Regions from separate parts of the Homo sapiens genome. Here region 2 is linked to region 1. A link is a contact called in ENCODE Hi-C or POLR2A ChIA-PET data. All regions are on one chromosome and are shown on one strand. Each heading gives the region's core, a stretch centred on a gene start or an enhancer-like site at or near the end of the contact. The rest is flanking DNA. Distances are from core to core; before and after follow the strand shown.

Region 1 (5,382 bases), core at 1,856-4,355:
CAGCTTATAATTTCTGTCGTGCCCTACATGCAAAAGAAGTGCAAAATTTCACCAGCTCTCTGATTTTGCAGGTTTACATTCACTCAGTATCATTGTTGGGGCAATAACTGGATTTGGAAAGCAAGAAAATACATATCCCTCAGTACCTTTGTCTTTCTTCTTTAGATGTTGAGCATACCGGAGCCACCAGTGAGTTTTATGACAAGTTCACAATTCGCTATCATATTAGCACCATTTTTAAAAGCCTTTGGCAAAACATAGCTCACCATGGCACCTTTATGGAGGAGTTCAAGTGAGTATGGGGCCCCTCGTGTCACAACTTGCTTTCTTGCAAATCGCAGGTAGGATTGCAGCTTAAAAGCATGCACAGCTGGGTTCTTGTTGACTGTTTGCTTGGTCTCAGACTCCTTTGAGTTTACCACAAGATGCCACTAAATGTGGGCAGGATTTTTTAAATGGCTTTACTTGCAAGATATTGCTGAATTTTAGATTTGTCAAGATACTTTGGGGGTGGTACACAAGCGAAGATTGTATAGGGCAGGGCGTGGTGGCTCACGCCTGTAATCCCAGCACTTTGGGAGGCAGAGGCGGGCGGATCACTTGAGGTCAGGAGTTCAAAACCAGCCTGGCCAACATGGTGAAACCCCATCTCTATTAAAAATACAAAACATTAACTGGGTGTGGTGGCGCACGTCTGTTATCCTAGCTACTTGGGAAGCTGAGGCAGGAGAATCACTTGAACCCGGGAGGCAGAATTTGCAGTGAGCCGAGATTGTGCCAGTGCTCTCCAGCCTGGGTGACAGAGCGAGACTCCGTCTCAAAAAAAAAAAAAAAAAGGAAAAGAAAAGATCCTATAAATATGCTGAGATGATGGGTTAAGTGTTTTTTTGGTGTTTTCTACGATGACAGTGTTAAATGAAGTTGTCAGAATGAGTGAAATGAAATCTTAGTTCCTGAATGTTGGAAGGACTTTAGATTTTGCAACAATTAGGTCAGAGTTGTCATTTAAAGTATCATTCTTTGTGGTAAGGCCCTAAACCTTAATTAAAGACTTTTCATATACCTACCTGAAATCTGAGTGACTGCTTAAACCTGGACATTAGTAATTCCATCTAAATTATCTGTCAGTGCCTAAAAACAAAAGGGAGATGAAGATGCTGAACTCTTGAATTATTCTTCAAAAATTTTATCCCATCTAAGGGCCGGGCGTGGTGGCTCATGCCTGTAATCCCAGCACTTTGGGAGGCCGAGCAGGGCGGATCAGGAGGTCAGGAGATCGAGACCATCCTGGCTAACATGGTGAAACCCCGTCTCTACTAAAAATACCAAAAAATTAGCCAGGCATGGTGGTGGGCGCGGTGGCGGGCGCCTGTAGTCCCAGCTACTCAGGAGGCTGAGGCAGGAGAATGGCGTGAACCTGGGAGGCGGAGCTTGCAGTGAGCCGAGATGGTGCCACTGCACTCCAGCCTGGGCGACAGAGTGAGACTCCGTCTCAAATAAATAAATAAATAAATAAAAATTTTATCCCACCTACTTGGATCTTTTGCAACCCATGTTAGATCTTTGATCAAATCTAGCTATACTTGTTAACCGAATTACTAGTCAATAATATACAAATTACCAGTGGAATAACTATTTGCCAGATAGATTTCTGTGAAGCAAACTTTTTAACTTTTTGTTTCCATAAACTGCTCTTATGGTCAGAATTGTGTTCCAGCTAAAGCCTGGCACGAGGCAGGCCCATGGCTTGGTCTGAATGGTGCTGATTGGAGCGCTTGTCCTGAACTTGCCATGTTCCTGAGATCGAGGCCTCCTGCACTTGTTCACAGGAACTTCTCTTCTCCAGCATGGGCTTACCACCCCGTAGTTGCACAGTTGTAGACCCTGAAGTGTAGCTTCTTTTTTTCTCTACGAATCTGGCATCTCCAGAGTCTAACAGAGGTAGGCCAAGCTATTTCAGTTCACCAGCAAGTTCTCATTATAACACGATCTGCAGAACAGTTCCTTAGATTGGAGGCTTCCAGTTTTAAAGTAAGTTAATATCCCACTTTATCAATATTACAGGTTCCAATTTTTCTTCCATGCGTCAGTCTTTGTGATAAGGAATAACTATATCAGTTGTTTTCTTATCTGTTGTATGTGGTTAATTATTTGCATTTTCTTGGTATATTGGTGAGTATATGCGTTTTTCCTGTTCTAGTCTGGAAGAAGTGTTTTCTCTCCTTAAAAACATTGAGGGAGTGAGCTAGGGGTGTGCTGGTAAGCCTGCTCTGGGAAGCAGGGTGGGGGAGTCAGCATTTGCTGGTTTTCCATGGTGTGACTGTTTCCTCTGTTGCCCAATTTAAGGTGCCAGGGGAATCTGGTTATAAAATTCTGGAATATTTAGCACTTGACTGTCATCAGCCGTGCAAGGTGGCTCCAAATACCACTGGAATGAGCTTATCATAAACAATTTAAAAGAATAACAAAATCCAGGCCAGGTGTGGTGGCTCATCTCTGTAATCCCAACATTTTGAGGGGCTGAGGTGGGAGGAACGCTTGAGCCCAGGAGTTTGAGACCAGCCCTGGCAACATAACAAGTCCCTGTCTCTACAAAAAATACAAAAGCTGGGCGTGGTGGTGTGTGCCTGTAGTTCCAGCTACTTAGGAGGCTGAGGCAGGAAGATTGCTTGAGCCCTGGAGGTCGAGGATGCAGTGAGCTGTGATTGTGCCACTGCATTCCAGGCTGGGCGACAGAGTGAGACCCTGTCTCAAAAAGAAACAAGATTAACATAATCTAAAGAGAAGCTTGGTGGTCCTTGAATTCCATAGTGCCTGACTTGTGCCAGGGTAGCCAGGCTTTTAGGGTGAGATAGTTGCAGTCTGGGTGGAGGTGCTTGTTCCCTGGGATTTGCTGTGGCATTTTGCTTCAGGGAGATGTATGACCATGTACAATATAATTGCCTTTCCAGCTCCGGGAAGCAGTTTGTTCGCTATATAAACATGTTGATAAACGACACGACGTTTTTGCTCGATGAAAGTCTGGAGTCTCTGAAGCGAATCCATGAAGTGCAGGAAGAGATGAAGAACAAAGAACAGTGGGACCAGTTGCCCCGGGTGAGGACGTGGTCCAGAGGCTTGGACAGCTTTGCAGGCCATCTGCCTCCACACACGGGCAGAGCTGCTTTGGGGCTGCATTTGTGGGTCTGATGATATGCGATCTGACATGCTGGGATTTTCCTTCCATGAAATCATATTGCAGGATTGGAATAGGAAAATTCTTAAATACCTTATCTGAAGCTAAGAAATGGGTTGAGAAGTCTTTGAAAATGTACACTGAAAACTTTCTCTGCCTTTTTAATTTTAAAGGGCTTTTTTGGAGATGAGCTTTTATTGTCTGAATATATTAATATTCATGAACATAATTAGGAAAGAAATCTCTAGAATTATGTCTGCTGGACAAGAATTTGATTTGTTCCTATGGGCTTCTCTAGGCAACTGTGTGAATCACTCAGGATCCTGGCGGGGTGTTTTTTCCCTTTCAGTTGATCTTGGGTTTTATATTCAGTTATTAATAGAAAAGAGGCCTGGCTTGCCAGGTTCCATGGAAAGCACGTGCCGTGCCAGTACCAGTGCTCTTTCCTGACGTGCGTAGCAGCCACTGAGATACTTCCTTGGTCGCTTATGAGGCCCTTGACAGTTGCTGGTGACTTCTTAGATTGGCTTAGGTTTATTGATTCTGTTCTTGGAATTGTCAGGCTCAGAATCAGAACTGATTTCCATAAGGGGTTCTCATGTCAAAGTGGGGACTGCTTTTTCTTCACTTTTTCTTTTTTTTTTTTTTTTGAGACGGAGTTTCACTCTTGTCGCCCACGCAGGAGTACAGTGGTGCGATCTCTTCTCACTGCAATCCCCGCTTCTCCGGTTGAAGCGATTTTCGTGCCTCAGCCTTCTGAATAGCTGGGATTACAGGCGCCTGCCACCACACCTGGCTAGTTTTTGTATTTTGTTTGTTTGTTTTTGAGACGGAGTCTTGCTCTTTCACCCATGCTGGAGTGCAGTGGCACGATCTCAGCTCACTGCAATCTTTGCCTCCTGGGTACAAGTGATTCTCCTGCCTCAGCCTCCCAAGTAGTTGGGACTACAGGCACCTGCCACTACGCCTGGCTTATTTTTTGTATTTTTAGTAGAGATGGGGTTTCACCGTGTTAGCCAGGATGGTCTCGATCTCCTGACCTTGTGATCCGCCTTCCTCGGCCTCCCAAAGTGCTGGGATTACAGGCGTGAGCCATTGCACCCGGACAATTTTTGTATTTTTAGTAGTGACGGGGTTTCACCATGTTGGCCAGGCCTGTCTTGGACTCCTGACCTCAGGTGATCCATCCGCCTCAGCCTCCCAAAGTGCTGGGACTACAGGCGTGAGTCACCGCGCCCAGACTTTTTTTTTTTTTTTTTCTTTTTTAATTTCAACTTTTATTTTAGATTCAGGGGATGGGGTACATGTGCAGGTTTGTTACATGGGTATACCGTGATGCTGAGGCTTTATGATTCAGCCTGTCACCCAGGGAGTGAGCATAATACCTAATAGGTAGTTTTCAACCCTCACTCCTCCCTCACTCCCCTCCCTTGTAGTCCCCAGTGTCTGTTATTCCCGTCTCCGTCCATGTGTACCAATGTTTAGCTCCCATTTATACCTGCTTTTCTTCTTATGTATTAAAGTTCTACCCATTCTCTGAGTAAGGTCCTATCCAAATACTCCCTCAGGTTTGTCTTCGCCAATCAGCATAGCTGAAAATTCTCACCTTTCTCCTTACTTCTGTAACACCCACTTTATACCATTCACAGTGCTTGGTATGCCCAGCTTATATTTTATTTACTTATTTGTTTTTTATTATTATTAATAAATAAAGACAGAGTGTTGATCTGTCGCCTTGGCTGGAGTGCACTGGCAGGATCATAGCACACCACAGCCTCAACCTCCTGGACTCAAGTGATCCTCCTGCCTCAGCCTTTGTAGATCCAAAGAGCTGGATCTACAAGCATGTACCACCACGCTTGGCTAATTAAAAAAATTTTTTTTATAGAGACAAAGTCTCACATGCTTGCTTCAGCAGCACGTATACTAACATTGGAACAATGCAGAGAAGATTACCATGGCCCCTGCTCGAGGATGACATGCAAATTCATAAAGCATTCCATCCTTTAAAAATAAATATTAGGCCAGGGGTGGTGGCTCACGCCTGTAATCCCAGCACTTTGGAAGGCCGAGGCGAGTGGATCACAATGTCAAGAGATCAAGAACATCCTGGCCAACATGGTGAAACCCCGTCTCTACTAAAAATACAAAAATTAGCTGGGTGTGGTGGCACGCCGCTGTAGTCCCAGCTACTTGAGAGGCTGAGG
Region 2 (5,382 bases), core at 1,550-4,049, 130 kb after region 1:
TGTCACCTGCAGTGCTGAAAGCTGTTCAGGAATCCTGCCACCCATCAGATGACTGTGACAGCATCATCTGCTTTGAAGCAAATATTTTTTCTTTCCCTACTTGTCACCTCCAGGAAGATAGTTTGACCCATACCTTTTAGCCATTGTGTTCAAGAGTGCTAGGGTAGGGGACACAGGGAGGACAAAAAACACTTTTTAAGAGTCTGAGAAGTTGCAGTCATGCTGCCAGCCAGCAGTCTTCTTCACAGTCACTTGGTATTCCCCTTGACTGCCATTCATGCAAGGACGATAGAGAACAGTGACACATTGACACATTTAATAGGTAAAAGGCTTGCCGAAAAACTCTTTAACACTAAAGTGAATTAAGCTTGATAATTGAATATGTCAGATGCTTTCATTTTAATTTTCATGTGAGGCTGAAAAAGATTTTATATGAAGAAAGAGGTTCTGCTTTTTCTTTCTTAATCAGCCTACCTTTTCCCTTGACATTTTACTTACTTCAAAAGTACAGTGTGGGCCGGGCATGGTGGCTCACACCTGTAAACCCAGTACTTTGGGAGGCTGAGGCAGGAGGATCATTTTAGCTCAGGAGTTTAAGGCTGCAGTGAGCTGTGATTGTACTGCTGCACTCCAGCCTGAGTGACAGAGCAAGACTCTATCTCAAAAAAACATGCTTTAGAAACAAAAATAAGGCCGGGCACGGTAGCTCACACCTGTAATTCCAGCACTTTGGGAGGCCAAGGTGGGCGGATCATCTGAGGTCAGGAGTTCAAGACCCGCTTGGCCAACAGTGAAACCCCATCTCTACTAAAAATACAAAAAAATTAAGCCGGGCTTAGTGGCTCATGCCTGTAATCCCAGCACTTTGGGAGGCTGAGGCAGGCAGATCACTTAAGGTCAGGAGTTCAAGACCAGCCTGGCCAACATGGTGAAACCCCATCTCAACTAAAAATAAGAAAATTAGCCAAGCATGGTGGCACACGCCTGTAATCCCAGCTGCTTGGAGGGTGAGGCACAAGAATCACTTGAACTTGGGAGGCGGAGGTTGCACAGCCTGGAGATTGCGCCATTGCATTCCAGTCTGGGCGGCAGAGTGAGACTCTGTCTCAAAAAATAAATAAATAAAAATAGAAAAATTAGCCGGCCATGGTGACGTGCATCTATAGTCCCAGCCACTCGGGAAGCTGAGGCAGGAGAATCCCTTGAACCCAGGAGGCGGAGGTTACAGTGAGCTAAGATTGCGCCAATGCCCTCCAGCCTGGGCAACAGAGTGAGACTCCATCTCAAAAAAAAAACAAAAACAAAAATAATGTGCTTGTTTCTTCCTTCAGAACATGTAAGTGGAAAGTGAGTGAAGTTCTGCAACACCTAGCAAAGGGAGAAGGAGTGAGAAATCTTTCCATTAAATGTTGTAGGCTGCAGGGTAACTTTTACTGTTGGTAAAATTGACTTTGAAATTTTACTAAAGACCTTAGTGAAGAGGAGTGGTAAGACTCCATTCACACATTTTCTCACAATAGGCGTCAGTGACCATGTTGCTTTGCAGGGCTCTTTTCAGAGCCAGAGTGAGAAATAGGGAGCTCCTTGGGAATGAGAAGTAAAACTCCCACTTACTGAGTCCTTAATATAAAATGTTCTTTTTCTTTGGGGATCTTAAGTCTTAACTATTTGCTTATTAAAGCCTTAGCTCTTACACTTGAGATTACCCTTTCCTTTGACCTTCCTCTTGATGTAAAGGAGAAATTTCTCCCTAACTGCCAAGTGGGACCAATTGAAAATAATGTCACATGTTAGGAGTCAAGACATTAACCAGACTCTTCAAGATTCAGGTAACCCAGTGTCTTCCAAATAATTTCTAGGGAATAACACTGTCATTATTCAGGGAACTCTCCTTCCGACTTCCCTATGTCCCACTAAAGCAAGACAAAACTGTATTACTTCAATCAGAAAACAAATTTCTCTGTTTTAATTCTTCCTTACGCCAAAATAAAGAACTCTTCTGTTTTCCCTAGTTTTATTCTAGAAAGAAAACAGCTTCCTTAGTGTTTTGTGTTGTCTTGAGTTTTTAATGCAGTGTGGTAGTTCACTGAAGCATAAGCACCTTAGTTCTGCTCTTATTTTGTGAATGGTGAGAATTTCTTTCGGGCAGACCTGCATTTTAATGCTGCACGCAGATAACATCTTTCATCCGTAGCGCCAGGGCAATGGTTGTGCAGTAGAAATGCTTGAGAATATCTAGGAACTGGGTTCCTAAGGCATGGTGCTGCAGGAGAAAAATATTATAATGGAAAACAGCAATAGAGGAGGTTAGTTTATTTTCCTAACATTTTATTTCCCTTTGTTTCTTTTTGACTTTAAAAAAGGTCAGTTGATTGGATACTGTTTTTACACATGATGTTGCTGTGGCTTTGTTCACTGAATAGCCTTTTTCCATATGTTAGGTACTCATGTCACACCATTGTAAAGATGTTTTTTTTTTTTGAGACAGAGTCTTGCTCTGTTGCCCAGGCTGGAGTGCAGTGACGCGATCTCGGCTCACTGCAACCTCCGCCTCCCAGGTTCAAGCAACTCTCCTGCCTCAGCCTTCTGAGAAGCTGGGATTACAGGCATGTACCACCACATCTGGCTAATTTTTGTATTTTTAGTAGAGACGGGGTTTCGCCATGTTGGCCAGGCTGGTCTCAAACTTCTGACTACAGGTGATCTGCCTGCCTCGGCCTCCCAAAGTGCTGGGATTACAAGCATGAGCCACCATGCCAGGTCTTCCTGTCAAATAAGGTTTTAAACATGCAGCTGTAGCCACAGCTCTCGTGTTTATTAGTCTGGCATCACAGTCAGTACTGTGAGTGCCGTTGCTTAGGCTTAGCCTATAAATATCCACAAATATCCATTACAGAAGCAGGCAAGGGCAAATGCTGTGCTAAGCAGCCCAAGGGCCACATTTGGAACCCACTTAGGAAGCATGCTATGTTCAGTACAGTAAAACCTTGGTGATTCAATGGCTTCAACAAATGTTCTGTGTAGTAAGTGTTTTTCATGGAAATATTTCTGACTTGTCCTGGTGATTTCTGTGTTTCCTTAACTGAATCATCATCAAGAAGAGATTAAATTGTTTAGCTATATGAACATAATTTATTAACCAGTGCTATACAAATAACTAGAGATGCAGACAGATATGACGTGAGACCAAAGAGTGAATGACACCTGAGCCTGGCATTCCTCGGAGCTTAAAGAAGAGTTCCTGGTGTCCCTCTGTTTTTTGGAATTTTTTTTTTTTCAAAGAAAGGGAGGAGGATTAAAGATTTATCTCCTCAACCCCTCATTTCTGAACCATGAATCCACATTTCAAGTTCATCTTACATTAGGCCCCTAGAGTGGGGTATGGGAAGCCCTGGACACCAGCATGCCTGCCTGCCAGCAGAATGAGTTGATGCTCCTGAGACTGAATGCTGTTTTGCACTTGGCTTCCCTATTTATACTAAGTTTGCTACTCAGGCTTGAACAGAATATCCTTCACTTTTTCTTAACTTAGGGTGAACTGTTTCATAGAACATTTACTTGAAAGCCTATTGATCCTGTTTTATTTGAAGAAAGAACAGTGAGTCAGCAAATAGCTCTAGACCTGTCTCAGTGAGTAGTGTGGGCTCACTTAGCTTCTCTGGTCTGTTGGAACACAGTGGCACCATCTTGGCTCAGTGCAACCTCTGCCTTCCAGGTTCAAGCGAATCTCCTGCTTCAGCCTCCCAAGTAACTGGGACTACAGGTGCGTGCCACTGTGCCCGGCTAATTTTCGTATTTTTAGTAGAGATGGGGTTTCACCATGTGAGCCAGCTGATCTTGAACTCTTGTCTCTGGTCCAGTTTTCTTATCTCGTGAATGGTTCCAGAATAAACGATTTTGCAGGCTTTTTTCAGCCCTGAAGTTGTGCTAATGTGACTCACAGTTATTATTTTCTCTAAGTTTCCCCCAAAGTTTTTAAAAATAGCTTTCTAGACAACCTAAAAATTGCAGCTGAAAACTGTAATAAAAATAAAAGTTGTACCTTACTCATTAAATCTCTTTTCTGCAAAGAGATCATGTTCTGATTTACCCTTCAGTTGGTAAGTAAAATTAGATAAGTCATATTAGAGTTGGCTGCAAAATGGTAAGAGGATTCCTAGACAGTAATTTTGCTTTCTTAGAGTGAGTTCTACAGTTGCCCCAAAATAGGATGGCTTTAATATGACTAGATAATCCTCTGCTCTGAAATAACCTTTTTCTGAAGGTAATCAACTAGGAAGAAATATTTTTAAAATATCTCATATGTCAGTTTGTATTCCATAATCAACAGTGGTTTATTGTGGTTAGTACTATAATAAGTACTAGTCAAGATGCCTTGTTTAGGTCGGGTGCATCCTGTTGTCCTGTCTGTTGAAGGTTTTCACTTTGAGAAGATTGTATAGATTTCTACCCAGCTATCTTTAATAGACCTTAAAATTATGTAGGTTATATCATCAGCTTGTCTTGTATTTGCCTATTTAAAATCATATGCAGGGTGGGGCTGGGAGGAAAAGAAAAAAAAGGAAAAAAGCAGTCATATGCAAAAGCATTTTCTTTTTTTAAAGAGGGGCTCACTGTGTTGCTCAGGCTGGAGTGTAGTGGTGCAGTCATAGCTCACTTATGCAGAAGCGTTTAACACCACTCTTAGTGGTTGTTGAATAACTTTTGTGGTGCTTTATAGATAAACTATTGAAAACTTGGTTCTTGGCCTTCTCACTCCTTAGGGAATTGTGTGGATTTGTCTTGCTCGCTGGCCCTCTAGTATGACACTTTTGTTCTCCATTTGTGGGGCGGCATGTGCACTGCATGGTAATCATTTCTGCTGAGGACTGTGTAGAGATGCCATTCAGGTAGCTGTTTTAGCCTTTGAGCCTCTGTGTGTGTTCTGAAGCCTAATGAGAGCCATTTCAGGTGGTTTTTGTCACTTGCCACCCCCAACTGCAGACTTGTTCTAGCTTCTTCCACCTTGTAAGTATAACTCTTTTCTGAAAAAGTACCTCCTACATGGCTGCCTTACTGATGCCCAGGTTCCTTCTTTAATCTGTTTTGCTCTTTGCCTACCTTTGCTGGTTGTTGTTGTTCTTCATCTTTCTCTTTTTTTTAAATTTTATTTTAAATCATACCCTCCTATTTGTTCCACCAAACTCATATACTACTTTGCTTTTGCAGCTGCTGCTTTGAATCTTTACTCTTGCTTTTTTCACGTGTTCCCTTGCCTTGCCTTTGGTATGTTTTTTGTTTTGAGGTGACATCCAGTCATGTAATATTCTGGAAGTCCAAGAGATCCAGAAAGTCAAACACTAGACAACTTAAGGTTTATTACTCACAAGTCCTTTCTGTGTA

The links. A loop is a pair of places that touch in the nucleus more often than their neighbours do. ChIA-PET counts read pairs that join two places held with the same protein, here RNA polymerase II (POLR2A). Pooled maps may share reads with other maps.
Region 2: a loop to region 1 is called in a pooled map, with 2.5 times the contacts of the local background. The contact joins two enhancer-like sites. A Hi-C loop is called at or near these places in 2 of 37 single-sample maps with no recorded cell type and 12 of 50 pooled maps. POLR2A ChIA-PET finds 5 or more read pairs at or near these places in 1 of 52 experiments (activated T-cell).

The regions. Positions count from the first base shown.
Region 1 is chr1:10,158,191-10,163,572 of GRCh38, forward strand. UBE4B (ubiquitination factor E4B) reads left to right here. Exons shown (of 28, transcript NM_001105562.3): 22 at 166-292; 23 at 2,952-3,096. It also overlaps the pseudogene RNU6-828P. Among named protein-coding and RNA genes, the nearest start is that of KIF1B, 50 kb to the right of the region's middle. Within about 2 kb of position 3,106, at least 10 of the 41 ENCODE cell types and tissues checked have a DNase peak (open chromatin) inside an H3K27ac peak, as active enhancers do.
Region 2 is chr1:10,283,577-10,288,958 of GRCh38, forward strand. All of the region lies in intron 15 of KIF1B (kinesin family member 1B), which reads left to right. Among named protein-coding and RNA genes, the nearest start is that of KIF1B, 76 kb to the left of the region's middle. Within about 2 kb of position 2,800, at least 7 of the 41 ENCODE cell types and tissues checked have a DNase peak (open chromatin) inside an H3K27ac peak, as active enhancers do.